Regions from separate parts of the Homo sapiens genome. Here region 2 is linked to region 1. A link is an interaction called in ENCODE POLR2A ChIA-PET data of the cell type or tissue named here. Cell type or tissue: Caco-2. All regions are shown on one strand. Links, peaks and the distances in the headings refer to the core of each region. The heading gives the core; the rest is flanking DNA.

The links. Peaks named below come from ENCODE experiments on the same cell type or tissue, not always from the same donor. Only the 100,000 strongest peaks of a DNase experiment are listed, where the experiment ranks them.
Region 2: POLR2A ChIA-PET joins it to region 1 with 7 read pairs; 2 of 35 experiments call an interaction of 5 or more read pairs at or near these places.

What each region holds. Positions count from the first base shown.
Region 1 is chr2:208,226,473-208,231,856 of GRCh38, forward strand. No RefSeq gene overlaps it. Among named protein-coding and RNA genes, the nearest start is that of IDH1, 26 kb to the right of the region's middle. In Caco-2, for the core only: no CTCF peak of the experiment used is centred there; no DNase peak of the experiment used is centred there.
Region 2 is chr2:208,499,278-208,504,661 of GRCh38, forward strand. No RefSeq gene overlaps it. Among named protein-coding and RNA genes, the nearest start is that of PTH2R, 95 kb to the left of the region's middle. In Caco-2, for the core only: no CTCF peak of the experiment used is centred there; a DNase peak (open chromatin) is centred at 2,114.

The DNA of each region.
Region 1 (5,384 bases), core at 109-5,108:
CCTGGTCCTGGCTTCACTCCTTCATCTTCAAATACTGCTTGAAATCCTCCAATTTGGGGGTTCTGCCTATTTCACACTCATTGGGTTCATAACTGAGCTCATTGCTTTGGAAGCAGCAATCTTCTTGGAACTTCTGTACTTTTGACAGGGGTCCCTTGATTCATTCATCCAGACTCAAAAAGAGTGATCTTTAAAATGCACTTCCTTCATTTTATTTTGGAGATTATCAGTGAAATCTCTGACCACTGAATGGATAATGTGGACACTAATATACTGTCATTCCAGAGAAGCCATGTGCCTAAAATTCTCCCCTGTGTCAGAGGGAGTTTGTGAGGCAGTCACATCAGGCCTGATACTTTTCCAGTAACTGCCAGAGGAAATGGCATATGCGAGCGATGTGGCAGTCATACTGTGTCCGGAATTGGTGGGTTCTTGGTCTCGCTGACTTCAACAATGAAGCCGCGGACCCTTGCAGTGAGTGCTACAGTTGAAGATGGTGTATCTGGAGTTTGTTCCTTCAGATGTTCAGATGTGTCTGGAGTTTCTTCCTTCTGGTGGGTTCGTGGTCTCGCTGACTTCAGGAGTGAACCTGCAGACCTTCACAGTGAGTGTTACAACTCTTAAAGGCAGCGCATCTGGAGTTGTTCGTTTCTTCCCATGGGTTCATGGTCTCGCTGGCTTCAGGAGTGAAGCTGCAGGCCTTTGCAGTGAGTGTTACAGCTCATAAACGTGGCACAGACCCAAAGAGTGAGCAGCAGAAAAATTTATTGTGAAGAGTTAGAGACAAAGCTTCCACGGCAGGGGAGGGGACCCGAGTGGATTGCTGCTGCTGGCTGGGGCAGTCTGCTTTTATTCCCTTATCTGGCCCCACCCACATCCTGCTGATTGGTCCATTTTACAGAGAGCTGATTGGTCCATTTTGACAGGGTGCTGATTGGTGTGTTTACAATCCCTGAGCTAGACACAGAGTGCTGACTGGTGTATTTACAATCCTCTAGCTAGACATAAAAGTTCTCCAAGTCCCCACTAGATTAATTAGACACAGAGCACTGATTGGTGCATTTAAAAACCTTTTGCTAGACACAGAGTGCTGATTGGTGCATTTACAATCCTCCAGCTTGACATAAAACTTCTTCAAGACCCCACCAACTCAGGAGCCCAGCTGGCTTTGCTTAGTGGATCCAGCCAGCGGGGCAGGGGCAGAGCTGCTGCAAGTCCCACGCCGCATGCCTGCACTCCTCAGCCCTTGGGCAGTCAATGGGACGGCAGGGCGCGGTGCCCCTCAGGGAGGCTCTGCCCGCACGGGAGCTCACATGGCATAGGGGGGAGCTCAGGCATGGTGGGCTGCAGGTCCCGAGCCCTGCCCCAGTGGGAGGCGGCTGAGGCCCGGCGAGAATTTGGGCATGGTGCGGGCGGGCCGGCAGTGCTGGGGCACCCAGCAGCTGCTGGCCTGGGTGCTAAGCCCCTCACTGCCCTCGGCCAGTGGCTCCGGCCGGCTGCTCCAAGTGTAGGGCCCACGGAGCCTGCGCCCACCCGGAACTCGCACTGGCCCATGAGCGCCACACGCAGCCCCGATTCCCGCCAGCGCCTCTCCCTCCACACCTCTCTGCAAGCAGAGGGAGCTGGCTCTGGCCTTGGCCAGCCCAGAGAGGGAGTCCCACAGTGCAGCGGCGGGCTGAAGGGCTCCTCAAGTGCGGCCAGTGGACGCTGAGGCCGAAGAGGCACTGAGAGCAAGCAAGGGCTGCCAGCACGCTGTCACCTTTCAATACCGCTGAACTACATGAGGTAATCACAACTGTGGAAAAGGGCAAGAATTAAAGTACTAATTGTACAGATCAAGATGTTGCTTATCTTGCCATAGCTTTAGGATATTTGAAGAATGTGTTCATAGAAAATGAGACCCAAGTTAACTCCAAATAAGTTCTGAAAAGCATTCCCATTATAATAGTAAAGAATCATACTGAAACACTGTCACAAAACCAGTGACTCAAAACCCAAGCTGTCTGACGCTCAGCAATGGTACAATTGCAGTAGCCTGACCTATAAAAGTACCCTCACCTAGAGGTTGTGGGTCCTATGGGACACTGATTTACCAAGATAGTGTCAGGATTAGCAGACATACTCCAATCTACTTGTTGGATGAATTAGGTTCAAAAATCAAAGAAAGGAAAAAAAACCCTTCTGTAAGGAAGTAGATGCAGATGGAAAGGCCAGATTAAAAACACTGGCTGAGCTCCAAGTTGTAAGTTTTCATGGAATAGAACAAGAGCATGGTAATTAATTTGCAGTAAAAAATAAGTCACCAACAAGCAGGGTATTTCAAACAATAAAAATACAAACATGATCAAAAGAAAAGTAAACTTGCTGAGTAATTCTAACAAAGGGAGTTACTGCAGCCAGGAAATATGGAACATTTTAAATAGGTAAGAATAGCTCTAGAATATTAGAATAATATTTCAGGGTCAAAGTTAAGTTGTTAGCTTTTTGTTTTTTGTTTTTTTTTTTTTTGAGATGGAGTCTCGCTATGTCACCCAGGCTGGAGTGAAGTGGCGTGATCTGGGCTCACTGCAACCTCTGCCTCCCACGTTCAAGCGATTCTTCTGCCTCAGCTTCCCAAGTAGCTGGGACTACAGGTGCCTGCCACCACGCCCAGCTAATTTTTGTATATTTAGTAGGGACGAGGTTTCACCATATTGGCCAGGCTGGTTTTGAACTCCTGACCTTGTGATTCGCCCGCCTTAGCCTCCCAGACTGCTGGGATTATAGGCATGAGCCACCGCGCCCAGCAAGTTGTTAGTTTTTAATCACGTATTTTAAACATTTTGGAGTTTACTCAAAAAATTCAGAGTTAAACCCTGTAGGAAATGACTGAAAAGCTTCTGAAGTGGAAAAAAAAAAAGGAGAAAATTTTGAAATTGGTAAAAATTTAGTGACTAGAACATAGGAAAATGTGATTCAGTTAGACTGTCTTGAACGTTAGTCTCTGAGCATATAAATAATGTGCAAAGCATTATTTTCCAAATAAAACAAAGCAAGACCAACTAGGAAAAGGATAATTCTCATGTAGAAATCAAATGAAAGCTTTAAAACCAAATACTCCTAACAAGAAAGTGTCGTGAAGTCATCCAGGTAAAGGAATGTAGGTCCAAAAAGCCCACTAAAGACCCTCAAATGTCTTTACTCATAATACTTAGTATATAGTCCAGTTAAAATTCCAGGGCAGAGCGCCTTCCTGGAGAGAGGCTTTATAAGCTTATATTTGGAAAGGTTAAAGATGATTTGAAATTGTGTCATCTATCAAAGGCAAACCAAGAGGCTTTGTCAAGAGGGTGAGCCTACACTGCAGAGAAAGTTTTTGAATTTGTTCCAGAAGAATGTTGTCCTATGCAATTAGTCCAAGGGATTAAGAACAGGTTTCCTAATACACTTTTAAAAACTTTTTATTATTAAAAAAGGATGCAGGCTGGGGGCGGTGGCTCACGCCTGTAATCCCAGCACTTTGGGAGGCCGAGGTGGGTGGATCACGAGGTCAGGAGATCGAGACCATCCTGGCTAACACGGTGAAACCCCGTCTCTAGTGAAAATACAAAAAATTAGCTGGGCGAGGTGGCGGGCGCCTGTCGTCCCAGCTACTCGGGAGGCTGAGGCAGGAGAATGGCATGAACCCCGGGGGGCGGAGCTTGCAGTGAGCCAAGATCACGCCACTGCACTCCAGCCTAGGTGAAAGAGCGAGACTCCGTCTCAAAAAAAAAAAAAAAAAAAAAAAAAAAAAGAATGCAGTAAACCACACAAAACAAGTGTATAATGTAGTAAACCATTACAAGGTACTCTTGTAATCATTACCCGTATAAAGAAATGGAACACAGCCAGCTGCCCTAGAAGTCCTCATGTGCCTATCCCAGTCATACTCTGTCCCTGTTCCCATTATTACCTGAAAGTCCATCGTGTGGACTCCATAATTTAGTCTCAATAATAGAATTTGAAAGTCGATATCCCCATCTTTCCAAAAGGTCAGTAACTGGTGACAACCCTAGCACCCTAGTACCTTCCTTTGCTTCTACCCCAGACTTGTTTTTTAAGTTAAGTAAGTCTCCAGTCTCTGGAGATCCATCTTGAAACAGGCGGTCTTTCAACAATACTTTCTGCTGAGACATTGTCTGGTTAGATCTGGAAAGGAACGCGTGGACCAATACATTCTATTGGTAGAAAAGGAGCATCGCACATGAAAGCTCTTCTCGGAGGAAGCCTCACTTAAGAAAAGTGAATCATACTACTAGGTGGCTTAATATACAAGACAGTATACCCAAATTAACTGTTTGCAAAATATGTTACAATCCTGAGACAACCCAGCTTGATAGGATTCCCACTGGCCAAATCTGAGACAATCTAAGCATCAAAATACATGAAGATGGCTGTAAATTACAGTCCATTGAATAAAATAAGAATCTGTGAGTCCAGGCTGGGCACAGTGGCTCACGCCTGTAATCCCAGCACTTTGGGAGGCTGAGGCAGGTGGATCCCTTGAGTCCAGGAGTTCGAGACCAGCATGGACAACGTGGCGAAACCCCATCTCAACAAAAAAACACAAAAATTAGCTGGGCATGGTGGTGCATGCCTGTTGTCCCAGCTACTAGGGAGGCTGAGGAGGGAAGATCACTTGAGCCTGGGAGGTTGAAGCTGTGGTGAGCTGTGAGCATGCCATTGCAGTCAAGCCTGAGTGACAGGGCAAGACCCTGTCTCAAAAAAAAAAAGGGATCTGTGAGTCTATACCAATAATACCAATATAGATGAATGGAAGGAAGAGAAAGCTGTTCTTTATGGTAATATAAATATATACTCTTTTTATGCTAATGTGTGATAATTATAGAAGGTGTGATGGAGTTATAAAATCATCAATGGACGTTGAAACAATGGGTGAAGCTTGATGATGAGCAGTGTGCATACACAGCATCTCCCTACACGTTACTTACATTTACAAAGGAGAGAACAGTAAATTCACAAGGCAGCTACCACCTTCACCAAATAAGCAAAGCTAATTTCACCAACGTGAGGACAAACCAACATTATGCATCCTTCCCCCTCTTCCCGTATTGTCATACACTGAGAAGGATGCTGTATCACTTGACAAAGATACAGTTTTGCTTGGTCGAACTTTAGTCAGGCTTCTGAATCTTCTGCTAGGTCCATCTGTGTATTTTCTCGTAAAATCCAGTTTTAGCAAAGGACCCTGCCAAGTCACTTTAGCAAGGAACCCCCACATTATTGATATCTGATCATCTTCAGTGTGTGATCATATTCCTCATCTTCCACCATCTCCTGGGTGATGTCTGATCATTCTGGTCTCTCTTCAGCAAGAATCCTATTGGTTGCTTTAGCCAGAATCC
Region 2 (5,384 bases), core at 120-5,119, 270 kb after region 1:
GACGCCAAGGTGGGCAGATCATGAGGTTAGGAGTTCAAGACCAGCCTGACCAACATAGTGAAACTCCATCTCTACTGAAAATACAAAAATTAGCTGGGCATGGTAGTGGGCGCCTGTAATCCCAGCTACTCAGGAGGCTGAGGCAGGAGAATCGCTTGAACCCGGGAGGTGGAGGTTGCAGTGAGCCGAGATCTCACCACTGCACTCCAGCCTGGGCGACAGAGCGAGACTCCGTCTCAAAAAAAAAAAAAAAAGAAAAGGATGGATTCAGAAGCTGTCATAGGTCAGAGGAGACTGGCGACACATGACAACTAAATGTTAGATTTAGTACATTTGTTACTTTAGGTGGGTGATGGGACAGAAAGCAGAGATTAATATTAAAACTGGTATATCCAAATAAAGCCTGGAGTTTAATTGTTAGCAATGTGCCAAATGTATAATGGTAATGTAAAATGTTAACCATGAAGGAAACTAGAGGTCAGGTATATAAAACATCTGTACTATTTTTGCAACTTTTCTATGAATCTAAAACTATTCCAAAATAAGTTTATTTTTAAAAATCTCACTTTAGCAGTTTAGGAATAAATTTGGTAAATAATCATGAATACTATAGTCCAACTCCACTTGAGTTTTTCCATATCAAATATTTGATATGATTGGGCTGACATATCACAAAAATCACTCACCAAGATTCTTTAGTTTATAAATATATACAATATCTATTCTACATTTGAGAATAACTAAAAATTACTGAATGTTTTTGTCTGAAAGGGTTAAATACTTATTTTTAGCTGTTCCCATATCAAGCCTTCTGCCTCTTTCAAATTCAGTAACTACACTATAAATTTTCCAGTTTTAATTTGTCTGCATGATGTTATATCTTAGATGAATTTAGCAATGTTTTATTTAAATGTAAGCGTTTTGAGGCCCTTGAGGAAAAATGATAAACTCTGAAAGTGTAGTCGGTGGCCTTAGCTTTAGGAATCTTCCCTTCATCACAGTTATTTTTGGTAAAGCTTCGTTGCCACCTCCCACCTTCCAGATCTTTGAATGCCATTTTTATTTTAGCTGAATTTCTATTACACTGAAAAGTAGTTGGTAAAATGTCATATTTAGAGTTCAACTCCTGTAATTTTATTGTATTGGTTGTAATATTTGTAATATCATCAAGCATATCACAAGCACCTCTCTGCAGATTTCCTGTTTGACAATTGCTCTTTTGTGAAGTTATCAGTTTCTATCATGCAATCTATTTTACATGATTTTCTTTGTAAATAAAAGTTACAATAATCCCATTGTCCTCTCATTATAATTTTCATACACATACACATTTATTGATTAGAGCTGGAGATAAGTAAGGAGGAGAATTTATTCTTTGTAGAGTGTTAGGCTGTATGTTTATAATTTTTGAAACTGCCAACTGAGCAACAGGGGTATGTCAATTTATTCTTTCATTTAATCAACACCTATTGAACTCTGACTAAAAATTGTAAGTTTAAGACACAGAAATAACAGACTGCTCTCTGATTTATAAATTCAGCTGCTCTCAAGAAGCTCACAGTTGAATTTATTTATTTATTTAAATTAAAAAAAATTCAGTAGCTTTAGGGATACAAGTGGTTTTTGGTTACATGGATGCATTGTGTAATGGTGAAATCTGGGCTTTTAGTGTACCCATTATCCATATAGTGTACATCAGTGGTCCCCAACATTTTTGGCACCAGGGAACGGTTTTGTGGAAGACATTTTTTTCCACTGACTGGAGTCAGGGGTGGGGGGATGGCCTCAGGATGATTCAAGCACATTACATTTATTCACTTCAGTCTATTATTATTACATCATAATATAGAGTGAAATAATTATACAACTCACCATAATGTAGAATCAGGGAAGCCCTGAGCTTTTTTCCCTGCAACTAGACAGTCCCATCTGGGGTTGATGGGAAACAGTGACAGATTATCAGGCATTCAATTTTCATAACGAGCATACAACCTAGATCCCTCAAATGCACAGTTCACAGTAGGGTTTGCACTCCCATGAACTCTAATGCTGCCGCTGCTCTGACAGGAGGTGGAGCTCAGGCAGTAACGTGAGCCATGGGGAGTGGCTGTAAATACGGATGAAACTTTGCTCGCTTGCCAGCTGCTCATCTCCTGCTGTGAGGCCCAGTTCCTAACAGGCCATGAACCGGTACTAGTCCGCTTGGGGGTTGGGGACCCCCAGTGTACATTGTACCCAATAGGTAGTTTATCCTCTCCCAAGCCCCTCCTTCCCTCCCCCTTTCTGAGTCTCTAGTGTTCATTATATCACTCTGTATGCCTTTGCATACACATAGCTTAGCTCCCACTTATAAGTGAGAACATTATTTGGTTTTCCATTCCTGAGTTATTTCATTCAGGACAATAGCCTCCAGTTCATTCAAGTTGCTGCAAAAGACATTATTTCGTTCTTTTTTATGGCTGAGTGTATTCCATGGTGGGTATATATACCACACTTTTTAACCATTCATAGGTCGATGGTCTTTTAGGTTGATTCCATACCTTTGCAATGCTCACAGTTGAATTTAAAAATTGTTATGAGAGAAGACAGTTATGAGGGTGCAAAGGAGGGGAACTTCGTTTAGATATGGAGGTAAAGTGGAATCCCTAAAAGAGATAAGAAATGAGCAGGCAGAGAAGTGAGGAAGACGTTCCAGGCAGTTGAAATTTAGACGGGAAGCTACAAAAGTGTGGGAGAATTTAGTACATTTGGGGAACTGCAAAGTTTCATGACGAAGTGTGATCTGGGAAGGAGGAGACATAAGCAACAAGGCTGGAGAGGCAGGGGAGAAGAAGATCGGGAAGGGCTTTTATCCCCTACTATGCCAGTAAAGGTGGTGAGGAATCCCTGACAGGTCTAAGTAACAGTTTTTTAAAAAAAATTTTAAAGACTTCATTTGTTTAGAACAGTTTCAGGTTTGCAGCAGCTTTGAGAGGAAGGTATAGAGATAGCCCATATATCCCTGTCCGCACAGATGCATGGTCTCTCATTATCAATATCCTCCACCAGATGGTACATTTTTAAAAATAGATGTTCTTACATTAAGCCATCATTATCACCCAAAGTCCACAGTTTACATTAGGGTTCAGTCTTGTTATTGTACATTCTATGGGGTTGGACAAATGTGTAATGATATATTCCACCACTGCAGTATCATGCAGAGCATGGTTTATTGGTATCTCACTGTTATTTTAATTTGCATTTCCCTAGCAACATATGATGTGGAGCATCTTTTCACATGCTTATTTGCCATTTGTATACTTTTTGGTGAGGTTTCTGTTAAGGTCTTTGGCCCATTATTTAATTGGGGTGTTTACTTTCTTATTGTTGTGTTTTAAGAGTTCTTGGTATATGTTGGATAAAAGCCCTTTATCAGATGCGTCTTTTGCAAATATTTTCTCTCAGTCTATGATTTAGCTTTTCATTCTGTGGATAATGTCTTTCATAGAGTAAAAATTTTCAATTTTAATGAAGTCCAGCTTATCAGTTATTTATTTTATTGACCATGTGTTTGGTTCCATATCTAAAAAGTCATCACCATACCCAAGGTTGTCAAGGTTTTCTTTTATGTTATGTTCTGGGAGCTTTACAGTTCTGCATTTTACATTTAGGCCTGTGATTTATTTTGAGTCAATTTATATGAAGGGTTAACATCTATGTCTGATTCTTTTTGTTTTTTCTTGCATGTGAATGTCCAGTTTTTCCAGCACCATTTGTTGAAAAGGCTCTATTTTCTCCACTGTATTGCCTTTGCTTATTTGTCAAAAATCAGTTGACTTTATTTATGTCAGTCTATTTCTGGGTTCTGCTTCCTGTTCTATTGATCTATTTATTTTTTCACAAATACCACACTGTCCTGATTACTATAGTTTTATAGTAAGTCTTGAAGTAGGATACTGCGGGTTTCCAGCTTTGTTCTTCTCCCTCAATGTCATGTTGACTATTATGGGTCTTTTGCTTCTTTTTATACCCTTTGGAATGAATTTGTCAATATCTATAAAAAACTTGCTTGAATTTTAATAGGGAATTCATTGAATCTATAGATCAATTTTGGAAGAACTGACATGTTGACAATATTGAGCTTTCCTATCCTGACAAAGGAGTATCTCTCTACTTATTTAGTGTTTCTTTGAATTCCTTCATCAGATTTTGTAGTTTTTCTCATAGAGATTTTGCACATATTTTGTTAGATTTATGCCTAAGTATTTTATTTTTGGGGGGATGCTTATGTAAATGTTATTGTGTTTTAAATTTCAAATTCCACTGATTTATTGTAGGCATATAGAAATGCAATTGACTTTTACCTTGTACCCCACAACCTTACTATAACCACTTATTAGTTGCAGGGTTTTTTGGTCAATTCTTTAAGATTTTCTACATAGACAATCATGTTATCTGTGGACAAAGATAGTTTTATTAATTCTTTCCAATTGGTATACATTTTATTTCTTTTTAATGTCTTAATTCATTACTTAGGACTTCCAATAAGCTGTTGAAAAGCAGCAGTGAGAGGGTCATCATTCCTTAGCTTGACCAATCTTAGTGGGAAAACTTCAAGTTTCTGACCACTAAGTACAATATTACTATAGGTTTTTTTGGTATATTTTTAAAAAATCAAGTTAAGGAAGTTCTTCTCTATTTCTACTTTACTGAGAGTTCCTTATTTTGAAATTGGTATTGAATTTTGTGTTTGGATTTTCTGCATCTATTGATATAATCATATGCTTTTTCTTTTTTAGCCTGTCGATGTGATGGATTACATTAACTGATTTTTGAATATTAAACCAGCCTTAAATACCTGGGATAAATCTCATTCAGTTGTGACTTACAATTCTTTTTATATATTGTTGGATTTGATTTGCCACTATTTTGTTGGGAATTTTTGCATAAATGTTCATGAGACATACTGATCTGTAGTTTTCTTTTCTTATAATGTCTTTGTCTGGTTTTGGTATTTGGGTTATGACAGCCTCATAAAATGAGTTGGGAAGTATTTCCTCTGCTTTTATCTACTGAAAGAGATTGTATAGAACTGGCATAATTTCTTCCTTAACTGTTTGGTATAATTCACCAGTGAACCCGTCTGGGCTGTGTCCTTTCTGTTTTGGAAAGTTATTCATTATTGATTCAATTTTTTAAATAGATTATAGGCCTATTCAAATAGTCTATTTCTTCTTGTGTGAGTTTGGGCAGGTTGTGTCTGTCAAGGAATTGGTGTATTTTATCTAGGTTATCAAATTTGTGGGCATAGAGTTGTTACTTTATTATCTTTTTAATGTGCACGAGACCTATACTGATGTTCCCTCTTTCATTTCTGATATTGGTAATTTGTTTTCTTAGCCTGG